4 separate regions of the Homo sapiens genome follow, and all the other regions are linked to region 3. The links are chromatin loops, found by intact Hi-C in ENCODE. Cell type or tissue: right lobe of liver. All regions are shown on one strand.

Region 1 (8,000 bases), 57 kb before region 3:
ATGGAGCCTTGAAATAAAACATGATCTGGCTGGTATTTATTGAAGCTGTGTTTAGGGGCTGGCATGAGGGAAGCATTTATTTGTATTCTTTTTGTTGCGAGTGAGAAAACCCAATCAGTTCTAATCAGAAGTAATTGGAAACATGGCTATCAACAGCTCCAAACCCCTTACATTTTATAGTTTCTATATGAGTCTACATATCTATATTCTATATATCTATACACATTCTATATGATTCTCTGTACCTATCTGATTATACCATCATGTTGATTCTAGAACCTCTAGATTCTGTATATGATTCTTTCTTGATACCAAGATCTCAGATCCCAGGAATGGGCCACACTGGCCTCACCTGAGGTAAGTCTGCACCCCTGACCAATCCACTGTGGCCAAGGAGCAGAAGCAGGGAGAATGAATGTTCTCAGAAAAAGGAAGGTAGAGGTGAGGGGGAGAATGTGGAGGGAAGGCTAAAAAAGGACATCTAGGGGACATCCAGAAATAAAGGAGGAGAAAAGAAGTGCAGTGACATAGAGGAGAAGAGAGTCAAAACACTCTGACAGCAATACCAGGCAGTGCATTCTCACAGCAGTGGAACTTCACCGGCTGGGCTTCGTCCACAGGCCATACAGAGCAGAGGTGCTTTGTTGCTGGTGGTGGTGATGTTGATAGTGATAAGCAGCTATTAGTTCATCTTATTGTGTTAGGCTCTCAGTGATTATGTATTTATGGAGGAAGAGAGATTTAAAGAATTGCTTAGCTTAGACCACTGCAGCTCTCTGAAGGGGGAGAATACTGCAAAGGAAAATTGAATAAAGGCAATGAGGGTGGTCAAAGAGAACAGATGGGGAAAAGAGGCAAGAGAGAATTGGATAGTGGGGCTGGGACAGGGAACTGTTCTTCCCTCTACTCCCTTCATCTCTTTCCCCCAATGCCAACCTTGAGACGGAAGATGGGAGACTCTTATCTTCTCCATTTTTCTCTAGTATCTTCAGAATAGGAATTTTCTGTTTTTCCTTCAAATCCCTCCCTTCCCCATGCTTTGTATGGTGAAGTGGCATTTAACATGGAAAAGATTTTGGGATTTTGGTGTTTTGGGTGGGACTGAAAAAAGAAAATGCATGTTGTTGGTTTCATAGAACTGGCAACAGGATCTGGGCTTTAAGAGAAATGGATGAAGAGGATCTGGAAGTTTCTTTTAATGTTAACCTGCCTGCTCCCCAGGGTAGGGACAACAGCCCTGTGTTCTTTCTGGAAGACAAGAGGATAATTGGTATTACCATTGTGAAACAATTAGGCAGCTGAGTATGTGATCAGAAAAATAGAAATAGCAGTTTAAAACACTAAAAGTATTGAATAGAAACTAGACATTTCCGATTCCATTTTAAAAAACCATCTCAATTCGTTTTGGGTTCTGATTCCATTTTTAAAAACCATCTCAATTGCATTTTCCAAGTAGATTCCCAGTGAAAAGAGATATTTCTAACTGTAAGTGTTGAAATTAGCTTTCTGTATCAAGTTAGTCCAGTTTGAGCCTGCATGTTGTAACACAATATTCTCTGGGCCTAATCACCTCTGTATGAACAAACATTGAGACTCCAGAACTGCACAGCAGAGGGCCAAAGGCTGGAATATTTTGGAGTAACTCTGAGGCTGTTCTTCACCACCCCTTTTCCTACAATATCAAGAAGGACGTAAAAAGACTTTGAAAACAAAATCTTTTCAAAATGGGTATAAATAATAGAGTGTGGTTTGGAGCTATAGACTTGCCTTGCTTTATGTAATAAATGGATGGTTCCATTTAAAGTAAATAATAATTGTTGATTTATTGCACAAACTTTTTTAGAAACAAATAGAGACAGGATCTTGCTATGTTGCCTAGGCTCATCTTGAACTACTGGGCTCAAGCAGTCCTCCCATCTAAAGCTCCCAAGGTGCTGGGATTACAGGCATGAGCCACCACGCCCGGCCCTGTACAAACATTTTAAAGATAATTAGTTGTATTTCTCATTGATCTGTGAATTAGTCAGTGTTCTCTTGGAGGGACAGAACTAATAGGATATATATATATCTATATATGTGTGTGTTTATATACATACAGATGTAGATATATAAAGGGGAGTTTATTAAGTATTAACATACACGATAACAAGGTCCCACAATAGGCTTTCTGCAAGCTGAGAGGAGCAAGGAGAGCCAGTCTGAGTCCCAAAACTGAAGAACTTGGAGTCCAATGTTCAAGGGCAGGAAGCATCCAGAATGAAAGATGTAGGCTGGGAACCTAGACTCGTCTTCTCCTTTTCACGTTTTTCTGCCTGCTTTATATTTGTTGGCAGCTGATTAGATTGTGCCCACCAGATTAAGGGTGGATCTGCCTCCCCCAGCCCACTGACTCAAATGTTAATCTCCTTTGCCATTTCTCCTTCCATGTAAAGTGCACAACCAGGTGTACTGCTCAAAGTTCTGCCCCCAGGAAGATTTCCCTTCACCGCTGTCCTTCAGGGATGTCCTAGAAAGGGGCTGTAGTGCTGCAGCTGTCCACTTTTGGGTGGTACCTGCATATCGTACAGAACCATCTGTGAACCAGGCCCTAGTTTTCTCTTCCTCTGTCACCTGATCATAGGGAACTCCCCATGAGGCCATCAGTTCAGACTGGGGAAGAGAAGGCAGGGTGGCAGGAGTGGAGACCATGGGGATTTGAGCCACCTTCTCATGTAACTTACTTGTGCCTTTGGGACCTGCTGGAGACCAGTTACATATATACCACTTCCATTTGATGATGGAATGCTGCTGTGCACAACCCACTTTATGGCTAGATGGGTCACAAAGCACCCAGTTCATGACGGGCAGTTCAGGTCACATGGTGACTTGATGACCCATAGTGAAACATTCAGTTTCTTTCTTTTTTTTTTTTTTTGAGACGGAGTCTCGCTCTGTCGCCCAGGCTGGAGTGCAGTGGCGAGATCTCGGCTCACTGCAAGCTCCGCCTCCTGGGTTCATGCCATTCTCCTGCCTCAGCCTCCCAAATAGCTGGGACTACAGGCGCCTGCTACCACGCCCAGCTGATTTTTTTTTTTGTATTTTTAGTAGAGATGGGGTTTCACCATGTTAGCCAGGATGGTCTCAATCTCCTGACCTTGTGATCCGCCCGTCTCAGCCTCCGAAAGTGCTGGGATTACAGGCATGAGCCGCCATGCCCGGCCAAACATTCAGTTTCCACCAAAGCCCAGTAACAGACCAAGAGCTGTCTCTCAAAAGGAGAGTAGTTATCTGCAGAAGATGGCAGGGCCTTGCTCCAAAATCCTAGAGGCCTCCACTGTGATTCACCTATGGAGGCCTGCCAAAGGCTCCAAACAGCATCGCTATCTGCCGCTGACACCTGAAGCACCATTGGATCTACTGGGTCACATGGCCCAAGTGGCAGAGCAGCTTGCACAGCAGCCTGGACCTGTTGCAGAGCCTTCTCCTGTTCTGGACCCCACTCAAAACTAGCAGCCTTTTGGGTCACTCGATAAATGGGCCAGAGTAACACACCCAAATGAGGAATGTCTTGTTTCCAAAAATCCAAATAGGCCCACTAGGCGTTGTTCTTCTAGTCACTGACTAGGCCAGTCTCTCCTTTTCATGTTTTTCTGCCTGCTTTGTATTCGCTGGCAGCTGATTCGATTGTGTGCACCAGACTAAGGGTGGATCTGCCTCCCCGAGCCCACTGACTCAAATGTTAATCTCTTTTGGCAACACCCTCACAGACACACCCAGGATCAATACTTTGTATCCTTCAATCCAATCAAGTTGGCACTCAGTATTAACCATCACAATCTGCAATGGGGAAACTTCCTACATTTTCCTGCCTCAGCTTCTTTTGCGAGTACAATAGTTTGCTTTCCCCAGTTTAATCATTCCACCTTGCCTATGTATAGATTCTTTTATACATATTTTTTTTTTTTTTTTTTTTTTTTAGTTTAATAGAGACACGGTCTCACTAGGTTGCCCAGGCTGGTCTCAAATTCCTTGGCTCAAGCCATTCTCCCACCTCAGCCTCCCAAAGTCCTGGGATTACAGGCATAAGCCACTGTGCCTGGTCCTTTTTTCCCCTAGGTTCACAGAGACACAGATCCTGTCTTAAGGTTGCTAGCAAGGAAAGGCAAATGAGAGGTAAAGTGACTCAACTCACTCATATAAATTCACCTTGAGTTGTAACTCACCTTGTGTTTAAAGCTGTGTTTATAAAAAGCCAAAGGGTACAAAGGAGTCAATATCTGTAATGTGATCCAAAGTCGGCTCTGGATAATTATTTACTTTGATTGCAGATTCTGCTTTACATGTTTAAGCAATATTCTAAAGAGTATCATATTATCAGAAGACAAATCCACGATCCAGCCTTCCCATTCACTCCTTGGGCAAGTCCTTAATCTACATATATTTAAATTTTCTAATTAAATACAAGATGATAAATATCTAATTATATTTACTTTTGTGGACTGATTTAAAATTTTGAAAACAGGCTGGGCGTGGTGGCTCACGCCTGTAATCCCAGCACTTTGGGAGGCCAAGGCAGGTGGATCACGAGGTCAGGAGATCGAGACCATGGTGAAATCCGTCTCTACTAAAAATACAAAAAATTAGCCAGGTGTGGTGGTGGGCACCTGTAGTTCCAGCTACTCAGGAGGCTGAGCCAGGAGAATGGCGTGAACCCGGGAGGTGGAGCTTGCAGTGAGCCGAGATCGTGCCACTGCACTCCAGCCTGGGTGACAGAGTGAGACTCCGTCTCAAAAAAAATAAATAAAAATAAAGTGAAACAAAATATTGAAAACAATGAGAAGTATAAAAAGGCCTAAGACGTTTCTAAAAGGGCCTAAGAATCTAAAATTATTTTCCTATTCTTCAAAATGCATTGTGAGGTTAAGGAGACTGCATTAAGTTAGCTGAATTCATTTATTACATTTATTATATATTTATTATAGTTAATTACACAGCAACATATTTATGTTAAATTCCCAAATATATTGCTAAAATTATATTTTCCAGAAAATACATCCTGATCCTCCAGATGGACATGTGATTTGCCACATGTCCTTGTTGAGGCTCAGAACACAATACCCAAAGTATGGTGTCTTGGCATGCTGAGTACTTTGAACTAAAGGAGATTGGGAGGTCTCAAAAGAAGGTCTTTCTGATCTTTTCCTGGCCTCCCATCTTTCTCCCCTCCTTTTCCCACCAAGTGAGTTATAGAAGGCAATATTCCCCTTTCCCAAGGGGAGTCACAGAAGGCAATATTCCCCTTTCCCAAGGGGAGTCATAGAAACTAGAACTGCTGTTACCCACAGCAAGTCATAAAACCTAGAAAGGTCACTCTAATCTCCCTTTGCCCATGAAGACCCTCATGTGACAAGTGTCCTGTCCTATACCCAGAGGAAAGGAATGCCCCACAGAGAGGCCAAGAAGAATCTGCATCAGTCTTGCTGGGTCCCCCTGAGTCTATTACCATTAGATCACACCTTTTGTCTAACCACATTTCGCACAGCTGTCCATTCTTCATCAAACCTAAGCAAAAAAACAGACAGTTTTCTCTGGGTCTTTGAGTCTTCATTTCCGAAGGCTCCCATGTCATGTAAAACTTTAAGTAAATTTGTTGTGCTTTTCTCTTGTTAACTGTCTTTTGTTATAGGAGTGTTGACACGACCCTTAATGATGAGTGAGGAACGGGATAACTGCCTTTCTAACCCCACATTCTCAACCATTCACTGAAAAAAACTTTCTGTAGTTTAGTCATTTTTCTCAGCAGTCTGGACTTGCATAGCATGATGGATTTTAACAGTTTGATTTTCAAAATTTAACCTAATTTCCCCATCGCAGGGAACCCTGACAACATTCATTTGCTGGCAAAATGAAAACAAAAATTACACCATTTTAGAGACAACGCTCTGCTATCCCTTGATCAGAGCTTGCTACCCTTCTGATTGTCCCACTAAGCTTTCTAATTGACCTTTTTTTTTTAGTGAAATAAACTTGAATTATATTTTGTCACACATCAAACCCTATTCTGACCCTTGAAGATGTTGTCTTCTTATTGTATTTACTGGAATTTAACTGTATGAATAAGTAATCCACTGATTTATGTGAGAAAATCTTTGATATTTGGATAATTTTCCAGTAATGACATCAACTAAGTTTTTATATTCTATTGTCTAAAATAAAATACTTAAAGACTTTAGCTTTCTCCAAATATTTTATAGACCAAATAGAGCTAAATGTATTCATTTGTTCTAGCAAATAAAATGCTATGAGAATAAAAATTGATATATTAGACTTCATTTAGGTTGTTGTGAGAATTATTTAACATATATTTTATTATTTTACATGTATAAATTAAAATATGTAAGGTATTTAATATAGGCTCTGGCACATATAGGCTCTTAATATATGATAGATACTTTTAGTTATTATTAAATGACTCCTAGAGCTAAGTGTCTAAGGTCATACAGGTTGTCAGTAGCCAACCAAGTTTAGAATTCAGATCTGCTGATTCCAGTCCTCGTGCTTCCCACCTCACCATGATGATTTTCTGTTGGCTCCTGGGGCAAGCCCCCGCTTCACCTGCTGAGAAAATGAAGTCATAGAATAGGAGCTCAGCCTAAGCGGGGCCTGAGAGTGCCTGGCCCACACTGCCCCTGGGACAGGCGGATAAGACCACAATTAGTTCAGAATTTGAATTTTATTATGGTGGGTACCAGGACCCTCTCTCCCAAAAGTCTGGGACCACTCTCAGGTTTCAGAAATAGAAACAAAATTCTAGGCCCACTCACCAACTGAATGGATCCCCCACTTGCCCAAGGGGACCCCAGAGAAAGCTTGGAAGCTGAGTTCCTAGCCATGATGAGATGAGAGATTGAACATCCCTCATTATACCTCCTTCCTTGCTGACGTCATTAGGGCTTTCTTCCCTGATGGCTAAACAGAAACTAGCCTTTTTGGTTTTTAATTTTTAAAAAATGTTTAAATTTTTATGTATTTATTTAAAGTTTTTAAAAAATACAAGACAGGGTCTTGCCATGTTGCCCAGGCTAGTCTCAAACTCCTAGGCCCGAGCCATCCTTCTTGCTCAGCCTCTCCAAGTGCTCAAATTACAGGTGTGAGCCACCTTGACTGGCCAGAAACCAGCCTTTCTGAAAGACACCACTGCAGATATCAGCCAACAGCCAGATGCTGCCCTTCCCTTTTGCAGTGTTGACACCACAACCAATCAGGCTTCCTTCCTAATGATAGACCACCTACCACAGATTGGTTCTGGCCAGTCCACAGAGGATGCATAGTGAGGGTTTTTGTGTCCTCTACTTTACTTTTTGATGTTAGAGGGCCAAGATCGGATCGTGCCAATGCCGACATTTTTTGGGACCCATGAAGGGGCATGAAGCTCAGCTGCACATGCACGTTTCTCCTCTCATAAATATTCATGACTCCTCCTACAGCTTTTTAAATGTGGGGGGTATTCATATCAGAATTACCTGAAGAACTAAGATATATTTATCTATGGCTAATTGTCCACCCTGCTTGCATAAATTCCTGTTCCCCTTCCCCCTCCCTCAAAGTGTCTGTTTCTGGCTTCTGACTGAAGGCTGTGCTTCCCAGCCTGTCAGAATTGCCACCATACAGGCTGCAAGTCTTGCTGAGAAATTAAGCTCTCCTTTCCAAATTTATGAACCTCCTTATTCTTCAGTTACAGGTTACACAGAGGAGTTTGAGAACTGCCTGACTCATAGAATCACAGATTCTATCCACAGGAAGATTCCTCTAGCTCAATGGGAAGGAACAAAGCTTTGTTCAAAGCTCATCCCTGTGACATAAGAGGACATAGAAATCAGGATTTTTTTTTTATGACTTTGTGTTCTCTCTGGGCATTACCTTCTTTCTGATAGCACATCACATATATCTCACCAGGTGAATCATATGAATTCTGGTTCATACAACCTCATGTTCCAAAAATTTTAAGTGGCTTGGGACTT
Region 2 (8,000 bases), 77 kb before region 3:
ACTATTTGCAAGATGGTACTGTAGTAATACTGTGTTCCAGTAATTTATCTTATGATCAAAACTTATATATACAACTAATTTTAGCCTTTGCTACTTTTCAGCCAACCAAGATTAGCAGATACAGAAATTGATGCTGAATATTTTACCTCCACCCTGCTTTATTGCAAGATTATTTTTTTCTTATAAAAATGAGTTGCCGGTAAAATTGTTCAGCCCTGTCTTCTCTGTTTTTCTCCATATTCCAGTTGAAAAAAGGGACACTCTCATCTTGGCTGTCACAACAGACACAGAAAAGGCACTTTGAAGATGATTTTCCATGATTATTAACTGAAGATTCTATGGAAGCATGGAAATAAAAGTGTGATGGGCACACTTCTGGTTTTCCTCTAACATTCCTGATACTCGTTTCAGTCTCCTTTTTTTTTTAAGATAGGGTTTTGCTCTGTTGCTGAGGCTGGAGTGCAGTGGCATGATCTTGGCTCACTGCAACCTCAACCTCCCGGGCTCAAGCAATCCTCCCACCTCAGCTTCCAGAGTAGCTGGGACTACAGGTGAAATGGCCTCATTGCCTGGGTGGCACCCAAAGTTCTTGATCTCATGGCTGAGGAAATCAAGGACATGGACAAACCAAGGGTGAGGTTAGAGCAGAAGTTTAATATGCGAAAGAAAGAGAACAGCTCTCTGCTGCAGAGAGGTGTCCCAAAAAGTGTTGCCCCTTCTACAGTTGAATTATAAGAAACTGTTGAGGGCTGGGCATCTCATTTGCATAAAGCATGAATGTCTGGTAGCTCCACCCCAACCTTTTATTATGTAGGCGGGTCCTTGGCCTGAGCTACTCCATGTTGCTTATCTCTTTCCTACTGTGCATGTGCTTAAAAAAAGGGGAAGGTGAAGCCCCCGTGGTTGACGTGCCTGGCACCAGGTAACCCTTCCTATCGGTGCAGCTGCAGGCATATTCCATGCAAACTTCCAGCTTCCTTATCTGAGTATGTCCAAAACAGGAAAGGAATGTGCTTACTGGGACCCACCGTATGTAAGTGAAGCTTACTGATTACCCAGGAAGCTCCCCTTCTTTGCCGGAGCTGCTTCCTTATCTTTGTTTGCAGCCTGATCTTCCAGGCTGCTCTTTGTTAGAAGAGAAGTGATTTCTTGCGCTGCTTTTTGTTAGAAGGGAAGTTCTGCCAAGGACTCTTTGCCCTAACCATCTGCCTAACTAGTTTCTTTTTATCTCCTCTCTCACAGGCATGTGCCACCACGTCAGCTAAGTTTTGCATTTTTGGTGGAGATGGGGTTTCACCATTTGGGCCAGGCATGGGCCTACATGGGATTACAGGCATGAGCCATCGTGCCCTACCTCAGTCTCCTTTGTAAACTCACTTTGCTTTACTCAACCCTCAACAGTTAGGCCTAATTATTTGTTAAAAGGTGAACTAGCTGCTTTTGGCACGGTATGAAATTTCTATTAAAAGGAGGGCTAGTTTCTACTCCTACTCTTTTTTAATTTCCATATTTTGTGGAATCCTGCATTAATAATCACGGAAAATCATTTTAGAAGTGCATTTTCTTCTGAATATTCGAGGTGCATAATTAAGCATTTAAAAATTGACCATGCTCAAAAACTAAATGAATGAATAAAGAAGACAACAGGCCAGGCATGGTGGCTCATGCCTGTAATCCCAGTGCTTTGGGAGGCCGAGGCAGGCGGATCACCTAAGTTCAGGAGTTTGAGACCAGCCTGGCCAACATGGTGAAACCCCGTCTCTACAAAAAATACAAAAATTAGCTGGGCCTGGTGGCATGTGCCTGTAATCCCAGCTACCCAGGAGACTGAGGCAGCAGAATCACTGGAACCCGGGAGGCAGAGGCTGCAGTGAGCTGAGATCACGCCACTGCATTCCAGCCTGGGCAACAGGGCAAGACTGTCTCAAAAAAAAAAAAAAAAAAAAAAAGCAGAAGATAACAAAGAAAGAGCAGTGTAACAGAAAAAAAAAATTCCAGAATAACAAGATTAAATGAATTTTTTTTCCCCCTTTTTTTTGTTTCAAGCAGAGTTTCACTCTCGTTGCCTAGGCTGGAGTGCAGTGGTACAATCTGGGCTCACTGCAACTTCTGCCTCCAGGGTTCAAGTGATTCTCCTGCCTCAGCCTCCCAAGTAGCTGGGATTACAAGTGTGCGCCATCACGCCAGGTTAATTTTTGTGTTTTTAGTAGAGACAGGGTTTCACCATGTTGGCCAGGCTGGTCTCGAACTCCTGGCCTCAGGTGATCCACCTGCCTCAGCCTCCCAAAGTGCTGGGATTACAGGCGCAAGCCACTGCGCCCGGCTGAAAATGGATTTTTAAAATATTGTTATTTAATAACCAGCTGAAAATGGATTTTTAAAATATTGTTATTTAATAAATGAAAGCTAAGCATAGTGCTATTCTTTAGAAAGCAATTCTTCTACTGTGAAAAACAGAATTGTTGACTCCAAGAAAACACAATATTATAAAGTAATATTTCCCAAAATACGTTTCATTGAATACGATATTAATAGGTCTTAGGTGAAAAAAAGAATTCCCAGAGTAAACTAAGTAAATAAATATAGAATTAAAATTAAAGAGGTTTCTTTACTGCTTAATATGTTAATGGAGGATTTCCCAAACATATTCAACTAGGGAATAGCCTTTCCTAGCCAAAGCATCTTTCAGAACTAGTGATATGTCCCATGATTAGAGGTTAGTGAACTTTTTTTGTAAAATGACAGATAATACATATTTTAGGCCTTGCAGGTCATAGAGTCTTTGTTGCAACTACTCAGCTCTTTTGTTTCAGCACAAAAACCACCAGACACAAATAAATGGGTACGGCTATTTTTCTAAATAAACACCTGTTTTGTAAATAGAGTTTTATTAGCATTAACACTGAGTAACATTGTCAGTGTATCTTGGGAACATGGACAAGACCAAAAAATAGAGGAAGAGAAAGGAGAGAGGAGAGAGTATAGTGACAGAGCATTCCTTTTTATGGAAAGTTTCACTAAAACCTACCAAGTGATAACTGAAACCAACTATATCCACTAGAGGGCACTAGGAGTGCAAGTTTGCATCAATGTTGTCCATACCCTTTGCCTTTAAAATGTTGAAATTAGCATTATATGAGGTAACACATAGCAGAGTTTGGAGGAGTTCACAAAGAAAAAATGTGGCCCGAGGAGGTGGCCAGATGACTGAAACTTATATACCATTTTAGGCTAAACAAAAGAAAGGGGGATTTGGGCTGGAGTTAGGGGCAAGTTCTGGGAAGGAGAGTGAAGGAAATGCATGGTAACTAAAAGTTGTTTTGTCATGCTGAGAAGAGCCTCTCAGGTGGTGTATTAGTTTGTTCTCACGCTGCTAATAAAGACATACCTGAGACTGGGTAATTAATAAAGGAAAAAGGTCTAATTGACTCACAGTTCAGCGTGGCTGGGGAGGCCTCAGGAAACTCACAATCATGGTGGTAGGGGAAGCAAACACGTCGTTCTTCACATGGCGGCAGCAGGAGAAGTGCTGAGCAAACGGGGGCAAAGCCCCTTATACAACCATCAGGTCTCCCGTGAACTCACTCACTCTCACGAGAACAGCATGAGAGGAACCACCCCCATGATTAGATTGCCTCCCACCTCGTCCGTTCCATGACACACAGGGATTATGGGAACTACAATTCAAGATGAGATTTGTGTGGGGACACAGCCAAACCATATCAGGTGGTAAGAGTTGTCTCCAGGAGCCTCTCTTCTTGGTATGGAGACATCTTTACAATGGAAATTTCCTTTGTAAATATAAATATCCTTTATAAAAGGAAAATTTTATACTTTCCTTTTAGATAGGGGGAAGTAAAAAGCTTTTCCTGCATCTCCTGGTTCTCAGTTGCCTATAACTCAAAATAATTCTTGTCAAAGTGGTATATTTTTTGTGGGGCATATTCTGGTACCTTTAAATTTCAAAATCGATATCAAGATTGATGTATCAAGTTTATAGAAAGTATTTGAATATTTTAAGAATTTAAAGGTAGGTTGTAATATTTTCTAAACAATAATACGTTTTTGGATGTATGAGTTTACTTGCGAATAACAGGCTATAATATAGTTTGGCTGTGTCCCCACCTAAAATCTTATCTTGAATTGTAATCCCCATAATCCCCATGTGTCAAGGGAGAGACCAGGTGGAGGTAATTGAATCACAGGGGCAGTTTCCCCCATGCTGTTCTTGTGATAGTGAGTGAGTTCCCATAAGATCTGATGGTTTTATAAGTGTTCGGTAGTTCCTCCTGCGTTCATTCTCCCTCCTGTTGCCTTGTGAAGAAGGTGCCTTGCTTCCCCTTCACCTTCCACCACGACTGTAAGTTTCCTGAGGCCTCACCAGTCGTGCAGAACTGTGAGTCAATTAAACCTCTTTCCTTTATAATTTACCCAGTCTCGGGGATTTCTTTACAGCAGTGTGAAAACAGACTAATACAGGCTGTCATCTCTGCAAACAAGATTGCCTTGGAACAGCTAGTATTGAAAGGTTCCTAAATCACACTACCCAGCTTTCAATCCATGGCTTTCCTCCTTACCAAATATAAGACTTTGGGGCAGTAACTTAACCAGCCATCTGAGTTTTTTCATCTGTATAGTGTAGCAACAATAATTCCTATTTCAATGGGTCGTTTTGACGATCGGCTGACCTAATTCCATACATTTCTTAGCTCAGTGACTGACAGTAATAAGTTCTCAAAAAATGTATCATTTTAAAACATGATTTACTTAAATTCCATTTGAACTTCGTAAGTCCCTCTGTAAGTCCCTCTAATAGATGTGATTTCAAATGGCTGTATGAAACCTAAATAATTCAAACTTAATTATAATTTTTAGAAGCCTAAAAATTATGTTGAGCCTTAAAGGAAATGTGACTGTGTGGTCTGAGCACATGCATGTGGCTGCAATTTCTGCTTCTCAGGTTATAGATTCATTCTTTCTCGTTGTTCTTGTTCTGCAAATCAATTAGGAAAGACTAAATGGTGCCAGACATAAGACCTCCCCCTCCTGATGATGGCTAGCCTTTCCTCCTTTATTATCTTGCATCTAACTCAGATCAGATGGTGCGGAAGACTCCATGATTGTTATATCCTCAATGTGGAATGTTAAATATACCTTTCCCAAAAAGAACACCACCTCAATTAATCAGATTACTGTAACTGTGTGCTAGCCTTGTGTGGAAAATGTTGAAACATTGTTAAGCTTCCCAAACCTTATTTATATAAATGACCCCCAAAACTTCTCCACTTTGGAGCACTGGCTTCCATTCTTTGGAATCTGTGTTCCTGGATGCCTATCCTTAAAATTTGTGCTTGACTAAATGCTATATTTAACCATATTTCTTGAATCTCTTTAAGGTCGACACTCTATAGCAACCACCGCACTATTTTAAGTTACCAATTCTGTTCAAGATTCTAGGCTTTATTTTGATTGTAAACTTGGGGCTTGGCACATCAACTGTGAGATTTGTTTCTTTCATATCATTCCTTAATACTTAGAACAATGCAGGACACATACTAGAAATTCTTGTTGAATTGAATAGAAGAAATGAACTGATGAATGAGATATTGGGTACCATAACTCTTTTGACCAATGCCCTCTGATCACTTTAAATCTCAAGAAGAGCCTCAATTTCAATAATTAAAATTTCCAAGAACTTTAATAACCAGCATTCTGAATTTCATAAAGTTAACATTGGCTTCTCTCCTGGGAAGCTTTCAGTTTGGGAGGAAGATGGCCAACTTCTCCATTTTTCTACTGTGTGCTTCTCCTTCCTGTGTTAATATACTTGGCTGACTCTGAATCTTCCAGAATTTGGTAAAAGTACCTAAGTAGGAGTAGCAAGGGTGTAGGAACGCCTTACCTCACCGGTACTGTGATAACCTGGCATTGATGGTCTCTGGGCACCAGGGAATGTTTTGTGGGTTCTTGAGAGATCTCCCATTACTGGGAATCTTCCACAAGGTGGAAGCCATGTGTCGATGATAGAGCAACAATTTAGTAGAAGCCCATCGTCCCGATGATTGTGGAGTCTACATAGTTGCCTGGGACTGTCTATCTGGACTTTTGTGCAAAAGAAGTAAAGTTTAATTTTATTAAACCTATTGATTTTTTTTGCTGAACATACCCTAACTAATAAAACTATGTTGCCATTGCCAGTAAGGTGTGTTGTCCCCTCTGAGTGTTTAAGATCCTAGCAGGAAGCCATGTTGTTCATCATGTTATACCTATGGATTTTGTGCAGTGCCTGGGCATAGACTATATGTTCAAAAATATTTGTTTGATGAATAGATCAACCTGATATTTTTATAGGGGCAGGCTGGTTTGATGTGCCACATTTTATTATTGAAACCCAATTTTTAATACAGCAGTTAATTTGGCTGAGTTTAGTATTGTTATTGTTGACCACTTATCCCCTCAATTCTCGTCTCTCGGAGTCATTTTTTTTTTTAATACTTTAAGTTCTGGGTACATGTGCAGAACGTGCAGGTTTGTTACATAGGTATACATGTGCCATGGTGGTTTGCTGCACCCATCAACTCCTCATCTACATTAGGTATTTCTCCTAATGCTATCCCTTCCCTTGCCCCCAACCTTGCCCTGGGGGAACGCCCCAGTGTGTGACGTTCCCCTCCCTGTGTCCGTGTGTTCTCATTGTTCAACTCCCACTTATGAGTGAGAACATGCAGTGTTTGGTTTTCTGTTCCTGTGTTAGTTTGCTGAGAATGATGGTTTCCAGCTTCATCTGTATCCCTGCAAAGGACATGAACTCATTCTTTTTTATGGCTGTATAGTATTCCATGGTGTATATGTGCCACATTTTCTTTATCCAGTCTATCGTTGATGGGCATTTGTCCCAGAATCTTTTTTTTTTTTTTTTTTTGAGACAGAGTCTCACTCTGTCACCCTGGCTGGAGTGCAGTGGTGTGATCTCAGCTCACTGCAACCTCCCTTTCCTGGGTTCAAGCGATTCTCCTGCCTCAGCCTCCCGAGTAGCTGGGACTAGAGGTGTGCGTCACCACACCTGGCTAATTTTTGTATTTTTAGTAGAGTTGGGGTTTCACCATGTTGTTCAGGCTGGTCTCTAACTCCTGACCTGGTGATCTGCCCGCCTTGGCCTCCCAAAGTGCTGGGATTACAAGAGTGAGCCATCACACCCCGCCCAGATGATGTTTTAGAAGTCTAGTCTTTGGGCTGGGCGCGGTGGCTCACGCCTGTAATCCCAGCACTTTGAGAGGCCGAGGTGGGTGGATCACAAGGTCAGGAGATCGAGACCATCCTGGCTAACACAGTGAAACCCCATCTCTACTAAAAATACAAAAAATTAGCCAGGCTTGGTGGTGCATGCCTGTAGTCCTAGCTACTCAGGATGCTGAGGCAGAAGAATCGCTTGAACGCGGGAGGCAGAGATTGCAGTGAGCCGACATCGCGCCACTGCACTCCAGCCTGGGCAACAGAGTGAGACTTCATCTCAAAAAAAAAAAAAAAAAAAAAGAAGAAGTCTAGTCTTTGACCAGGTTCCCCTCATCATCCACCAGGATACTCACAGCCGTCCTGGTTGTTCTTGTCTGGGCAGCGGCTGTGCTGGCTTCCAGGGTCACCTCTGGCCACTGGCAGGTAACAGGCTTCTCTTTGGCCACAGCTTTTTTCATGCTGCTTTGTCCTGACTGTGGCCAATCTAAGCCCTTCCTTAAGGCCCCAAATCACAGCTAATACTATAAGCTGCAGCACTGAATAATAATTAAGCAAAGACTTGGGGTTAACAAGGACACCAACTACAGTCTGTTTTCTAAATGAGTGAAATTGCCCAAATAGCAAAATTTCCACATTGAAACAAAAGTTTAAATTTCAGTCTTCATTGTTCCATTTGTCTCAATGGGCTTTCACTGGCTGATTATGGGGCAACATAGATTCAAACTTTGGTTTCTAAAATATTTATAGAATATCTATTATAGAGGGCT
Region 3 (8,000 bases):
CCCTTAACCTGTGGGGTCTGCACAGATTCCAGTTAGTGTCAGAACTGAATTGCATTGTAGGACACCCAGTTGGTGTCAGAGAACTGATCAGTGTGGGGAAAACTCCACACATCTGGTCACAGAAGTGTATTGAGTGTGAGTGTAGTACAGGGTTTTTCCAATCTTACGGTAGGTCTGTTGAGGACCTCATTGGTGATTAGAATGTATAGTTAAGTTTAGAAGCCGTTTACCACCAACTTTGAGGGTTTCAATCTTTGCTTCACATCAGAGCCACCCAATGAACTGTGAACTCAAAAGTATCTGAGACAGGTCTCAATCAACTTAGAAAGTTTATTTTGCCAAGGTTAAGGATACGCCCGTGACAAGGCCTCAAGAGGTCCCGATGACATGTGCCCAAGGTGGCTGGGGTACAGCTTGCTTTTATACTTTTTAGAGAGACATGCACATCAATATAACCTGTAATATTACAATGTAATATGTACATTGGTTCAATCTGGAAAGGCGCGGCACTTGAAGCAAGGTAGTCGGGGGCTTCCAGATTACAGGTAGATTTAAAAATTTTCTGGTTGGTGATTGTTTGAAAGAGTTCATTATTTTCTAACAACCTAGAGTCAATAGAAAGGAATGTCTAGGTTACGATGATCAGGATTTGTGGAGACCAAAGTTTTATCATGCAGATGAAGCCTCTGGTAGCAGGCTCCAGGGCGAATAAATTGTAAATGTTTCTTATCAGACTTAAGGTCTGTGTTGATGTTAATGCTGGTCAGCTTTTCTTGAATTCCAAAAGGGAAGAGCGTATAACGAGGCATGTCTGACTACCCCCTTCTCATCATGGTCTAAACTAGTACTGCAGGTTAACTTTGGAATATCCTTGGCAGAGAGGAGGGGTCCGTCTAATACAGGAGTTATTAAGAAATCATATTTAGGCAGCTAGAAAGGGTGAAAGTTTTCAGTAGAGTTTTCTTTTAATGAAAAGCAACCCCCAAAACATTTCTTTTCTAACAGAAAGTGGCTTGAAAAACCAAACCGGCAAGCATTGATATGCACATGCTGGTGGCTGGAAGGCGGGTACGTTCAATATAGTGTCTCCCGCCCTCTTTTCCTTGTCACCATGTGTGCCAGGTGTCACGGCAGCCTCCAGATAAAGCACATGTGCAGGACATCATGGCGACGCACATATCCATATTAAAAGGCTGGGACGGGAGGGCCAGTTTTTTCGCTGGCTACATGAATGACACACCTGGTCAAACCAATCCCCTGGGCCCTGTGCAAATCAGACACTGTCTCCTCCAGCCTCCCAATATAACCAACTGCTTTTTGCTGCACGTGGGTTTTTTTTCCATTCAGAGGCCCCCCTTCCCTCTGTACAGGGGAGCTGTTTTCTTCTTTTTTGCCTATTACACTTTCTGCTCCTTAAATCCACTCCACCTGTGTCTGTGTCACTAATTTTCTCGGTGCAAGACCAAGGACCCTGGGTGTTTCTCCAGACAATGGAGCCATGTCATGTTGGTGCATTGGCTGGGAATCCAAGGTACAACATTCATTGGAGCGGTGAGTAGAGGAGCAAACTCAAAATCGATCCCATCATTCCGAGGCTCTTGGCCTCTATTTTTAAATCAGATCAATTAATGGGCATCTGTCAGCTGTCTAGATATCCTTATTGTGGCTGACATTCTTATAAGACTTAAAGAATGTCAGACTTGCTGGGGAGGACATGGAGAACCCCCCAATACCCATAGGTTATTGGGAATGTTGGCCATCCTTCAAACCAGTTTTTATTCATAGGGAAACTTTGCCATTGTGCGAGGCCAGGAAAGGTTCTGAAATAACTGAGAGTTTCTGGCTGGGGCACACCCTGGTGTTATTCAAAGGCTTCTGGACTGGACCCAGCCTCTGACAGCCTGCTCTGGGTGTTGGTAAAAGATCCCCAGCTATCCTATTGCAAAACTTTTCTTCTTTTTCTTTTCCTTTTTTTTGAGACAGAGTTTCACTCTTATTGCCCAGGCTGGAGTACAATGGCGAGATCTCGGCTCACTGCAACCTCCGCCTCCCAGGTTCAAGTGATTCTCCTGACTCAGCCTCCCGAGTAGCTGGGACTACAGGGGCCGGCCACCATGCCTGGCTAATTTTTGCAGTTTTAGTAGAGACAGGGTTTCTCCATGTTGGCCAGGCTAGTCTTGTACTCCTGACCTCAGGTGTTCCACCCGCCTCGGCCTCCCAAAGTGCTGGGATTACAGGCGTGAGCCACCACGCCAGGCCAAAACTTTCCTTCTTTTTCTATCAGCGGTCGTTATATCTCTTATTCTCTCTGTGTGTCAAATGTGTGGTAATTTTTACAGCCTAGGGAAGAAGTAATCCGTTAGGCAAAATCAGGAAATGCTATAATAACCATGGATATAGCTCAGGGAAATGCTGTTGTAATCTAGGAACAGAGGTCTCCCCTTCCCCCACAGTGAGGTCACTCACTAATATTCCTCATGGTATTTCTTTTTTTCGCTAATATTCCTCGCTAATATTTGTTTTTTGCTAATATTCCTCATGGTATTTCTTTTTTTCTTTCTCTCTCTCTTCTTTTTTTTTTTTGGAGATAGGGTTTCGCTCTTGTTGCCCAGGCTGGAGTGCAATGGCGCAATCTCGGCTCACCACAACCTCCGCCTCCCAGGTTCAAGCAATTCTCCTGCCTCAGCCTCCCAAGTAGCTGGGATTACAGGCAGGTGCCACCATGCCTGGCTAATTTTGTATTTTTAGTAGAGACAAGGTTTCTCCACGTTGGCCAGGCTGGTCTTGAACTCCCGACCTCAGGTGATCCACCCACCTCGGTCTCCCAAAGTGCTGGGATTACAGGTGTGAGCCACCGTGTCTGGCCCAGCACATGGTATTTCTAAGCCAACAGTGTTACATAGTGGAAATAGAGATCCTCTTTATAAGACACATTGCTGGTCCTCTGTGGTACACTGCAGCTTCCCAATTTTTCCTTTTTGCACCTTTCTACTGGAAACCAGGCTTCATGCTGCTCCTGTGAATGAGAAAATTCTGCCTTCAACAATTAGGAGTAATATGTCCTCCGCAGCCAAATTGTGGTCCCAGTACTGTCCCATCAGCAGGGAAATCCCCATTAGGTCCCCATGGCCCCTTAAGGCAACTACTCTGTCTCTGATTAAGACAGTACTTAATTAGTAAAGGGATTTTAAGTCCAGAAGTTAACTGGAACCATTTTTCTCAGGGTAAATGCTTTAGCACAGGCCATAATAGCAGGCAATCTACCACATTCCCTCCATTAGAGGGGCCTTGCCTTTCCCAAGATGCATTTTTTTTAGGGAGGCACGCAGGTCACACAAGTCTAGAAAGTCAAAGGGAAATCGTAAGCAGAGGACTAGAGCTACCAGGGTGAGCATGACTAGCCCCCAAAGCTTAGTTTCTCTGGTGCCATGGCTTGGAGGGTCATGCCTACAACCATGGGCAGCACATTTAAAAGGGTGCCGGGACCCAGGAACCAGGGAGGGAAAATAGTTGAGGGGATGCTCCCACTGTCTTCTTCTCCACCCTGGGTCACTTACAGAAAGGAAGGAGACTACAGGGATGCCTTCTCTCACTTCTTTTTCTAGATGGGTAACAGATTATCTTCATCTTGCACCCCTCTGGAGTGCACTCTGAAACACTGGAACTTCTTTAACCTCAGAACTTTGAAGAGAAAAGTGGCTTTTTTTTTTTTTTTTGCACAAGAGAATGACATTTTTACTAAACCTTTACAAGTGTTGTAAGATCAACCCAGCTCTTTTAGCAGTCATATTGGGCAGGCCCAAAGAGATTAATTCCCCCAAATTAGAGAAGCAACTTCCAGGGGAATCATCTGAGGATCCCCCTTATTTGGGGCCCCTTCAAGTTCCCTTCTTATTACAGGACCTTAGGCAAATAAAGGGAGACTTAGGCTGATTTTCTAAAGACCCTGATAGGTATATAGAAACTTTCCAAAATTTAACTCAGGTATTTGACCTCACATGGAGGGGTGTTATGTTGCTCCTAAGTCAGACCCTCACTGCAGCTGAAAATAACTGGTTGTTTAAAGGAAGGGTGTTTAGAACAGGTCAGAAAGTTTGAGTATGTTGTAAGAGGGTCTGTGAAATTCAGTCATGAAAGAGTTTAGTAATTAAAGGAAAGGAATTATCAAGATTAACACTAAAGTTATCGTAGCCACCCAATAACGTATTTCTCCCAATCATATTGCAAGTTACAAAATGGTCTAAGCCTAAAATTGTTCTCTACTGGCAAGTCAAGGGGGAAATGTATGCTTTTCTCAAGGAAAATGTTACTTTTATATTAATGTTTCTGGTAATGTACAGCGCCATCTAGTGGAGGCAAGCCAGTATTACAACCCATTGGTGTAACAGGTATCAAACTCTACTGTCATAGTTAGGGTCTATAAGACTTCCACTAACAGTGGTCATCTTGTTTTTGTTTTTGTTTTGAGACAGATTCTTGTCCTGTCACCCAGGTTGGAGTGCAGTTGCATGATCTCAGCTCACTGCCTCTGCCTCCTGGGATCAAGCAATTCTCCTGAGTAGCTGGGACTTCAGGTGCATACCACCATGCCCGGCTAATTTTTTTTTTTTTTTTTTTTTTTGTATTTTTGGTAGAGACAGGGTTTCTCCATGTTGGCCAGGGTGGTCTCGAACTCCTGACCTCAGGTGATCTGCCCGCCTTGGCCTCCCAAAGTGCCGGGATTACAGGTGTGAGCCACTGCATCCAGCCAACAGTGGTAATCTTAATATTCATGTTCTAACTCTACATTTTAAACCTTCTTATAAAATGCATCTCTTTTCATCTAGAAGCAATCAAACTCCAAATGGTGTTGCAGACAGAACCTCACATGGACACGCCATTCTTCTGAGAACCCTTACATCAACCTCAGGAGGAGGCCCAACTGCTGTCCCTCACAGGATGCCCCTTTTTCAGCAGGAAGTAGCCAGAAAGAATTGTCATCCAACACCCCCTAACAGCAGTTAGATTTACTTCCCCAGATGGTGGAAATAGTATGGGAGTTATTTAGAAATAATTTTTAGGCAGCCAGAAAGGGTGAAAGTTCTCAGTGGAATTTTCCTTTAATGAAAAGCAACCCCAAAAGCATTTTTTTTCTAACAGAAAGCGACTTAAAAAACCAGACTAGCAAACACTGATATGCAAATGCTGGCGGCTAGAAGCCAGGTACATTCAACATGGTGTCTCCTGCCCTCTTTATCTTGTCACCATGTGTGCCAGGTGTCATGGCAACCTCCAGATAAAGCCACGTGTGCAGGACATCATGGCAAACCGCATTTGCATATGAAAGGCTAGGGTGGCAGGGCCAGTTTTTTCACGGGCTACCTGAATGACACACCTGGTCAAACCAATCCCCTGGGCCCTATGCAAATCAGACACTGCCTCCTCCAGCCTCCCAATATAACTGACTGCTTTCCGCTGCACGTGGGGTTTTTCCGTTCGGAGCCCCCCTCCCTCTGTACAGGGGAGCAGTTTTCTTCTTTCTTGCCTATTAAACTTTCCACTTCTTGAAACCACTCCATGTGTGTCCATGTCACTAATTTTCTTGGTGAGAGACAAAGGACCCTGGATGTTTCTCCAGACAACGGAGCCGTATCACATTCAGATAGTTGGGGGTGGGAGAGGGGTCTTAGAAATTTAATTTTGGTTTACAGAACTTTAAACAAATATTTCTGTCCAGACTCTACCATCTACCATTTAAATCCGATCTTTGGGGGAGAATCAGGCACAGTATTTCCTAAAAGTTTGCCAAGTTATTTTAATGTGTAACCAAGATTGAGAACCCTTGCTCCAAAACATTACATGGTTGCAGTGATTCAGACTTTATGTTCTCAGAGACTAGACGAATGGCAAGGAGAAGCGTTCCAAAAAAAAGTCATCTGGCTAATGATAATCTAGGGTGAAATATCTGGCATTTATTACTATTTTTTTTTAGGAAGAATATAAAACAGAAAAAAAAGGTTTTACATATAATTCAAAATATCAGGATAGAGACATCTAGTGTTGAATTTAGATGCTTACTCAGAATTTCAGTAATCTGTTCTTCCCCCCTTGGCCAGTATTATTTAAGGTTAAATGCAGAGATATAATTTCCAGTAGTCTTTTAATTTGGACTCTTCAAGACTATGAAGTGGGTGATTTGGTGATTGTGTAGGGGTTGGGGTGGGCCTGTGCCAACATAAATATACTTCTTCGGGCCTTCTAATAAATTTGGAAAAAAAATGACATAGAGCCCTATGAGGCTTGTTATAAATAAATTTTCGGTGCTGCCAAAGAAATAGCACTCTCACATAAAGTTAATTTTCTCAGCAAGGCAATTTTTACTTCTATAGAAGGGCATGACTGGCGGATGGAGCAATGGCAAGAGCACACCTGAACAAGGGAGGAGAAGGGGTTTTTATTCCTGACACAGGTAGCTCCTACTGCTGTGTCGTTCCCTTATTGGCTAGGGTTAGACCACACAGTCTAAGGTAATTCCCATTGGCTATTTTAAAGAGAGCAGGGGTACGAGCCAGAGTGGCGGGGTGAGTAGTTTGGCGGGAAAGGCGGTTACAGAACGGGTGACTCAGGATGAGTCAGGACAGAGCAGGTGACCAGGGGTGACTCAGGTTAAAGCCGGTGACCAGGGGAACAGATGTGAACTACTGATTAGAACTGGCAGGAAAGTTGTTTACTGAAGCTAGAGGCAAGGGGGCGAAGAGAACCAGAAAGTTAAACTTTAAAATGGAGAACACAGAGTAAGAGAACTGAACATACTGACATACTGATTCTTTGAAGAGGAACATGGAGTTCACTATATTTAACAGGCTGAGAACAACATCAAATAATTATCCCCAAACATAAGTATGCTGAGTTGGATTCGATCTTCCTAAATTCCTGTCCTACCACAAATCTAGAGCTTTTGCACCCATTCAACCTGATTTGAGATTAAGATACTTGTCTCTCCAGTCATATGGAAAATCCTAGCTTGCCTCAAGACCTACCCACTGCACAGTGCTTTGAGCTCCTGGCAGCAGCCCTAGGCCCTTCCCTGGTACACTCACTGTGTAGCTCACTGTTCATGGCTTGGCAGTGAGCTAGAAGAGAAATGAGTCTGCAGCAAGAGTGAGAGAGAACCAAACATGAACCCATTATTTGCCCCCTCTATCTCCAAACAGGTAAGTCTGTCTTTGTCTCAAGGAAAGCAGGGAGTTAGAAGCATTGAAAAGAAGTTTGAAATATTCTTCAGTACTGTGCCTTCTCTTTATAAAAATAAGCATTTCCCTTTCCTCAGATGCACAAAAAATATTTTTTGGAGCAAAATGTATCATTTCTGTAAATTAATGTGCTTTAAATGTAAATGATAAGAAACAATAAAGCTTAACTTATTTAGCATTTTCCTGAAATTATGAAAAGCTATAGCAAATAGTGGAAATGTGTATAAAGGGTATACAGTATAAGGTCTTCATGAAAATTTATCCTATTAAAAATAGAGGCTGGGTGAGGTGGCTCACGTCTGTAATCCCAGCACTTTGGGAGGCCGAGGCAGTGGATCATCTGAGGCCAGGAGTTTGAGACCAGCCTGGACAACATGGTGAAACCCCATCTCCACTAAAAATGCAAAAATTAGCCAGGTATGGTGGTGTGTGCCTATAATCCCAGCTACTTGGGAGGCTGAGGAAGGAGAATCACTTGAACCCGGGAGGCAGAGGTTGCAGTGAGCTGAGATTGCGCCACTGCACTCCAGCCTGGGCAACAGAGTGAAACTCTGTCTCAAAATAAATTAATAAATACATAAATAAAAATAAGATTCTGGCTGGGTGTGGTGGCTCATGCCTGTAATCCCAGCGCTTTGGGAGGCCTAGGTGGGAGGATCTCTTGAGCCTAGGAATTTGAGACCAGCCTGGGCAACATAGGAAGACCCCATCTCTACAAAAAATAAAATACTTAGCTGAGCATGGTGGTGCATGCCTATAGTCTTAGCT
Region 4 (8,000 bases), 240 kb before region 3:
ATTATACTAGGTGCTGGTGATACCAAGAAGAATAAGACATAGTCCTGGCCTTCAAAACACTCAAAACCTTGAGATAGGCTGGGCACGGTGTCTCCTGCCTATAATCCCAGCACCTTGGGAGGCCGAGGAGGGCAGATCACCTGAGGTCAGGAGTTCGAGACCAGCCTGACCAACATGGAGAAACCCCATCTCTACTAAAAAGAAAATACAAAAAATTAGCTGGGCATGGTGGCGCATGCCTGTAATTGCAGCTACTCGGGAGGCTGAGGCAGGAGAATCACTTGAACCTAGGAGGCGGAGGTTGCGGTGAGCCGAGATTGCGCCATTGCACTCCAGCCTGGGCAGCAAGAGCAAAACTCCATCTCAAAAAAAAAAAAAGAAAATATTAGCCGGGCATGGTGGCACACACCTGTAGTCCCAGCTACTCGGCAGGCTGAGGCAGGAGAATCACCTCAACTCGGGAGGCGGAGGTTGCAGTGAGCCGAGATCGCACCACTGCACTGCAGCCTGGGCAATAGAGTGAGACTCCATCTCAAAAAAAAGAAAAAGTACGTAATATTTTATGAAACCTTTGTCTTAGTTTTACCTTTAGAAGTATGTGTGAACTGGTTTATGATATGAAATCACAGTTTAAAAACAAAAAAAAGAACAACCATTGGGGAAGTATAGTCCCTTGGAAAATAAGTCCTCAAAATCAAAGTAGGGAGTGTACGGGTCAAAAAAGTTTGGAAAGTCTACGAACCAATTTGCCTTTTTGAGATTCAAAACTCATATTAGTTTGTTAAAGGCCTTATAAAGTCTCACCGTGAAGAAATCTGTGTAACTCCACTTTTTCCAATGATTGGCTGCAGAACTTTTTGCTGTATTCCAAGGATTACATCTATTCACATGCCCCAGTACAGATGTCGAGAGAAGCCACTATCATCTGTGCCATCACAGTCTCTGAATTCTACTGGCAAATTATAATCTCTGAGAGAGCTAATTTTTGTCCCTGAGTTTTAACTACTGCAGTCTAACCCAGATTGTTAGCAAGAGGGGACAATGGTGCATGTGTGTAGAGAAGTATAGACCATTGACAGTAAGGAAATAACAGCACCTGTGGATTTGCTCAGTTTTAGTCTGGTGTTTAGAATTAAATTGCTCCACTATGTCTTGCTTTTGCTCTCTCATTTAAATCCCAGAGTTTCTTCCAAGTCTGTGGCTAAGACTTCTCAAGCTTCCTCCAATCTCAGCATGCTAATCTGGAGTCAGAGTGCAAGATCCCAGGGTCTTCCTTTGATGATACTTCCTGTAGCTCCACTAGTGTTACATTAAGAAGACTGAAGTCCAAAGTCCTGGCCAGGTGCAGTGGCTCATGCCTGTAATCCCAGCATTTTGGGAGGCCAAGGCTGGTGGATGACTTGAGCCCAGGGGTTCAATACCAGCCTGGGCAACAGGGGGAGGATACCTTGTCTCTACAAAAACACAAAAATTACTTAGGCTGCACTCCATCTTGGGCAACAGTCACTCTCGTGTGTGCACGCACGCACACACACACACCAGTCCAAAATCCTAACATCTGGGAATGACACAGTAACCATCTAGCCTGAGATATTATAACCCTGGGAAGTTAGTGAACTCCTCTGTGTCTGCAGTTCCTATATCTAAAATAAGGAAGTTGGACATAGATTTTGGAGATCCTCTCCTGCATCAATATTTGGGCTTTTATCTGATGTTCTTGAAACTTCTTTCCTCATTCTCTTGGCTTTCCTCTCTTCCCCCTTTCTTTATTTACTTTCTAAAGTTGTTTTTTTTTTTTTTTTTTTTTTTTTTTGAGGATCTGCTTTTTACCAAGCATTGTATCAATTGCTGGAGATACAACAGTGAGCAAATTATTTTTACATTCTGTTCCCAGTAACCACCTGTTTGGACAAAACGGTGATTCCTTTAGATCAGGCCATTCTTTTACATGATCACTATCATTATCACAGAAAACATTTCCTCATTTCAGAGAAACATGTAATCTGCTCAAAAAAATAAATCTATGCCAGGCACAGTGGCTCATGCCTATAATCCCAACACTTTGGGAGGCCAAGGGGGGTGGATCATTTGAGGTCAGGAGTTCAAGACCAGCCTGGCCAACATGGCAAAACCCTATCTCTAGTAAAAAAAAAAAAACAAAAATTAGCTGGGCATGGTGGTGGGCACCTGTAATCCCAGCTACTCAGAAGGCTGAGGCAGGAGAGTTGCTTGAACCCGGGAGGTGGATGTTGCAGTGAGCCGAGATCACACCACTGCACTCTAGCCTGGGCAACAGAGCAAGACTCCATCTCAAAATAAATAAAAGAATAAATAAATAAATATATGACTCATATTGACATTAGAAAACAGATCATGCCAGTTTCCTGTTATGGATGCTTCCTCCGATAACATTCTCCTTTCCCTCTTGGAGAAAAAACATGACATCATTTATTGCTGCCAATATCCAACAATAGCTGGTCAACATTCACTATGTATTCATGCTTGGAGTAGGTCTTATCCAGTGGAATTCTGTTCAGGCAAGAATCACTTCTGAGCTGGCAGATTGCTTCAAAGTTGAGTTAAATGAAAGTAGTAAGTGGGAGCTAAACACAGAATACACATGGACACAAAAAATGGAACTACAGACACTGGGGCCTGCTTTAGGGCAGAGAGTGGGAGGAGGGTGAGGACTGAAAAAGTGCCTATCAGATAGCATGCTTATTACCTGGGTGATGAAATAATCTGTACTCCAAACCCCTGAGACATGCAATGTACCCATATAACTAACCTGCATATGTACCCTTGACACTAAAATGAAAGTTAAAATAAATAAAAAAGAGAGTGGCTACTGATGCTAATGAAATTGATCCTTGAAAAAGGTGAAGTATCCATGTGAAGCCAGTATATCAAATATACTGAGAAGGTGGATACAAAATTAAAGGTCCCATAAAACTTTAGCGTCATATTCTGCAAGTTTGCTTTTTTTTTTTTTTTTTTTTTTTTTGAGACAGAGTCTCACTCTGTCACCCAGGCTGGAGTGCAGTGGCATGATCTCAGCTCACTGCAGCCTCTGCCTCCTGAGTTCAAGCGATTCTCCTGCCTCAGCCTCCCGATGTTGGAAACAGTGAGTTCCTCTTCAAAGGTTCTGCTTGTCCTCTATTTTCAGAGCCTAATTTCCTTGCCTCCTTGCCACTAGTTATGGTAAACAATTTTCAGCTGTTCCCAATCTGTAACCCACATCCATTCCCAATCTGTAATCCACATCTGTTCCCAATCTGTAACCCACAGCCATTCCCAATCTGTAACAACCCACACCTGTTCCTTATTTGGCACCCTTAGTTCCGAAACTGCTCTTTCCTCTGCTGTAGCTCCCACCCCTGTTCCATTTTGAAGTAGCCAAATGGGATCAGCTTAGATTGTGTGGTCCCACCCCAGCCAATGCAGACTGGACACAGTAGTAGGGACTGACTGTGTTAGGGATAAAAACCCATTCCCTTCTTCATTTGGTGTATTCTTGCAGTGACCAGAAGAACGAGCAGCGCTTCTGCAGAGGTAAATTTGCCTTGCTGAGAAATCCTTCATTTGAGTGCTCATTTTCTTTGTGACTCCGAGCTCTTATTTCCCGGGCTCATCTGGGATTCCCATTCTCCTCTGGGAAAGGGTCTTCAGTCCCCTCCCATGAGGAGAAGCATCCCACTGCCTTGTTGTGGTGGCCTCAGGGTAAGGAATTGGGCCCTACCCGGTGTGATGAATAAATCTGGACACTCAGCAATGTGGGCAGAAAGGATCCTCACATACTGCAGCAACCAGGTAACTCTGTGCACAGACCAAGGTAAGAAACGTCGTGGGGGGCGACACAGTATTTCCTTGGTGGTCGGGATAAAGGCAAGAAATCTCCAGTAAGGGAGGTTGAGCCTTTAGAGAAAGGAAAGGCAAGAAATCTCCAGTAAGGGGGGTTGAGCCTTTAGAGAAAGGAAAGGTAAGAAATCTCTAGGATGAGGGATTGGGCCTCAGGTCAAATCTCCAGGATGGGAAACCCCCAGTCTTCCTTTATCCCCTAAAAACTACAGGAAGTAAGTCAGAAACCAACTCCTCAGAAAAGAATAGGGTCCTTACCTCCAAACAGTCCACCAGAGTATGGGATCCTGTAGACCACCTTCCCCTGCTTAATGCCCCTGATCCTAACTTCCCTCCCCCTCAGACAGCCACTACTGCCCCAGATCCTTCCCTTACTCACGTTGTTCCTCCTCCTTATGACCCTGACTTTTGGGAACTATCATTGCATGAGCCTGCTCCTAAGTACCCTTCCCTAAAAGGATTTCAACGTGAGGTAGAGCAATGTAAAAAGGATATTCAGAACTTCCCTTTCCCCTCTACCTCTAGGGAATCAGCTCCAACATTCCTCCCCTTAAGAGAGGTGCCCATAGGAGGGGGAGCCATTGGCTTTGTGAATGTCCCTTTAACCAGCTCAGAAGTTTGAAATTTGAAAAAAAAGTCAAGCCACTGTTAGATGACCCTTATGGAGTGGCAGATAAAATTGACCAATTTTTAGGACTCCAATTATATACTTGGGCTGAATTAATGTCCATCATGGGCATCCTCTTTTCAGGGGAAGAAAGGAGAATAATCTGTAGAGCTGCTATGGTAATTTGGGAACACGAACATTCTCACATCAAAATGTTCCCGCCGCAGACCAAAAATTATCCGCCTAAGACCCCCAGTGGGACAATAACAATGCAGCTCACTGGGAAAATATGAAGATCCCCTTGGGCAGGGAATGCTAAAGACAAAAGATAGAGAATTGAAAAGACCGTCCCATGAATGAACTCCTTAGGGAAGCTCAGAAAGTATACGTAAGCAAAAACAAAAAGCAAGTATTATGTTATCCACCTTCCAGCAGGGGGCTCCAAAGGATAAGGCCCACTGAAATTACTCTCCATTGGCCTCCTTAACCATTTCGGATAAAAAGGCTTACAGGTTTCAAAGGGAAAACTCCAATTTGTAGAGCCTGAAGTTAAATACTTAGGGCACTTAATAAGTAAGGACAAACGAAGGATAGGACCTGAGCGAGTTGAAGGAATTGTATCCCTAACTTTGCCTAAAACTAAGCAGGAACTCCTAGAAAAGCCATTTTACCTCTTTGTTAATGTAAACAAGGGGGTAGCTTTAGGGGTACTTACCCAAGAACATGGGGGCCACTGGCAACCTGTAGCCTTTCTATCAAAGGTTTTAGACCCCGTAACCTGTGGATGGCCCGAATGTGTTCAATCTATTGCAGCCACTGCTTTGTTAACTGAAGAAAGCAGAAAGCTAATTTTTGGGGGAATTTTGGTTGTAAGCACACTCCATCAAGTTAGAGCTATTTTAAACCAGAAAGCAGGATGGTGGCTCACTGACTCAAGGATTTTAGCGTATGAAGCTATCCTATTAGAAAGAGATGATTTAACACTAACCACTGATAACTCACTTAACTCAGCAGGTTTTCTAACAGGAAATCCAAATCTAAAAGGACCTGAGCATCAGTGTTTAGATTTAATTGATTATCACACAAAAGTCAGGCCCAATTTAAGAGAGACCCCTTTCAAAACAGGACAGCATTTATTTATAGATGGCCCTTCCTGGGTAATTGAAGGAAAGAGACATAATGGGTATTCAGTAGTTGATGGGGAAGCTCTTGCAGAAATATAGTCAGGAAGATTGGCTAACAATTCGTCCACCCAAACTTGTGAATTGTTTGCATTAAATCAGGCTTTGAAACACTTGCAAAACCAGGAAGGGACTATTTATACTGATTCCAAGTATGCCTTGGAGGCGGGGTAGCTCACACCTGTGGAAAATTTGGACTGAACGAGGTCTCAATAGCAAAGGCCAAGACCTTGTCCACAAGCAATTAATCACTCAAGTATTAGATAACCTCCAGCTGCCAGAAGAGACAGCTATTGTCCATATCCCAGGACACCAAAAAGGTCTTTCTTTTGAAAGTCGAGGGAATAACCTTGCAGATCAAATAGCCAAACAAGCTGCCATTTCCTCTGAAACACCCACTTTTCACCTAATCCCTTGTCTTCCTCCCCTGACCAGTCCCCATCTTCTCTTCCACTGAAAGGGAGAAATCAATGAAAATAGGTGCCAAAGAAAATTCAGAAGGGAAATGGGTGCTACCAGACCAAAGATAAATGTTATCCAAACCCCTCATGAGAGAAGTCTTATCTCACTTGCATCAAAACGGGACCTCAAGCTATGTGTGATGCAGTTCTCAGGGTTTATGGATGTATAAGAATTTATACTCTGGCAAGACAAGTTACAGATAGTTGCCTAATATGCAAAAAGACTAATAAGTAGACCCTTAGAAAACCACCCCTTGGTGAAGAAGTCCAGGATTAAGACCATTCCAAAGTGTCCAAGTTGATTACACTGAAATGCCCTCATTCATTCGCCTAAAGTGCTTATTAGTGATAGTAGATCACCTTACTCACTGGGTGGAAGCTATTCCCTTTTCAAGTGCAACTTAATAATGTAGTCAAAGCATTGATTGAAAATATTATACCCAGGTATGGACTAACAGAAAATATTGGTTCAGATAATGGGACTTATTTCACTGTGCATGTCATTAAGAAATTAACCCAAGCACTAGACATAACATGGGAATACCATACTCCCTGGCACCCACCTTCATTGGGGAAGAGTGGAGAAAATAGAGTCACTTAACCAAATTAGTCTTAAAAGACTCAGTTGCCATGGACTAGATGCCTACTCATTGCCTTGTTAAGAATCTGAACTGCCCCTCAGAAAGATGTTGGTTTATCCCCTTATGAGATGCTATATGGGCTGCCCTATTTACACTCCACTGCTGACATTCCTATGTTTGAAACAAAAGATCAGTTTCTCAGAAATTATATACTCGGTCTATCTTCCACTTTCTCTTCTCTCAGAACTAAAGGTCTTTTAGCACAGGTGCCACCCTTAGAGTTCCCAGCACACCAGCATCAGCCTGGGGGTTATGTCCTCATCAAAAGTTGGAAAGAAGGAAAACTAGAACCAGCTTGGGAAGCACCCTACCTAGTGCTTGTAACCACTGAGACTGCAGTCCAAACAGCAGAAAGAGGATGGACTCATCATACCCAAGTCAAGAAGGTGTCACCACTTCCAGAGTCATGGGCCATTGTTCCGGAGGAGAGTCCTACCAAACTAAAGCTAATAACAATTTAACCCTCCTATACCTCCTTTATCCCTTCCATACCCAGTGACCACTTGGATGGTCTTCCATTCGACAGGGCATGAGCTTTATGGTAGCTCTCTTCCAAGACCCCACAGCCTGGGGTAATGAATTCTGCTGATCTCTTTCTCTGCTACTCCCTAAAGTCTGACACCCTGTGGGTCAGCCTCCGAGGGCCATCCAGCCTCTGTCTCCTGATGCCAATTTTACCTCCTGTCTCTCATGACAGGAGGAAAACTTAGCATTCCTTGGAGACGTAATGGGATGCAGTGAGCTTAACCCCTTCCAAGAGCTTACCAACCAGTCTGTCCTGTCCTTATTCCATCCCTAATAACATAGCCCCCAGTGGAACAATTACAAAGGCATTACAAGGCCTTACCTCTTGCAATTGTTATAGGTGTACTTATTCTTGTAGGATGCTGCATCATACCCTGTATTCATGGATTGGTGCAGAGACTTATAGAAACAGCTCTCACCAAAACCTTTAATTCTCCCCCACCTTACTCAGATAAACTCCTACTTTTAGAAAACCAAGCAGAACAGCAGAGTCAAGACATGTTAAAGAGTTTGAAGAGGAAGAATTATGAAAATCAAGAGGGGGAAGTAGTAGGAAACATTGAGTTCCTCTTCAAAGATCCATTGTCCTCTATTTTCAAAGCCTATCTTCCTTGCCTCCTTGCCCCTAGTTATGGTAAAAAATTTCCAGCCATTCCCAATCTGTAATCCACATCCATTCCCAATCTGTAACCCACATCCGTTCCCAATCTGTAACAATCCACATCTG

What was found. Hi-C counts contacts between places; a loop is a spot of excess contacts. Peaks named below come from ENCODE experiments on the same cell type or tissue, not always from the same donor. Only the 100,000 strongest peaks of a DNase experiment are listed, where the experiment ranks them.
Region 1: it touches region 3 in a loop (4-fold over the local background); 45 of 110 quality-filtered maps call a loop at or near these places.
Region 2: it touches region 3 in a loop (5-fold over the local background); 51 of 110 quality-filtered maps call a loop at or near these places.
Region 4: it touches region 3 in a loop (2.9-fold over the local background); 64 of 110 quality-filtered maps call a loop at or near these places.

The regions. Positions count from the first base shown.
Region 1 is chr18:31,794,851-31,802,850 of GRCh38, reverse strand. No RefSeq gene overlaps it. Among named protein-coding and RNA genes, the nearest start is that of SLC25A52, 38 kb to the right of the region's middle. In right lobe of liver, no CTCF peak of the experiment used is centred here; a DNase peak (open chromatin) is centred at 3,380; H3K27ac peaks cover 1,250 bases.
Region 2 is chr18:31,814,878-31,822,877 of GRCh38, reverse strand. No RefSeq gene overlaps it. Among named protein-coding and RNA genes, the nearest start is that of SLC25A52, 58 kb to the right of the region's middle. RefSeq lists an enhancer at 2,966-3,466. In right lobe of liver, a CTCF peak has its summit at 3,059 (motif pointing right); no DNase peak of the experiment used is centred here.
Region 3 is chr18:31,737,691-31,745,690 of GRCh38, reverse strand. No RefSeq gene overlaps it. Among named protein-coding and RNA genes, the nearest start is that of SLC25A52, 19 kb to the left of the region's middle. RefSeq lists an enhancer at 6,234-7,433. In right lobe of liver, a CTCF peak has its summit at 4,346 (motif pointing left); DNase peaks (open chromatin) are centred at 4,350, 5,330, 6,620 and 7,070; H3K27ac peaks cover 2,057 bases.
Region 4 is chr18:31,974,369-31,982,368 of GRCh38, reverse strand. No RefSeq gene overlaps it. Among named protein-coding and RNA genes, the nearest start is that of TRAPPC8, 35 kb to the right of the region's middle. In right lobe of liver, a CTCF peak has its summit at 4,904 (motif pointing right); no DNase peak of the experiment used is centred here.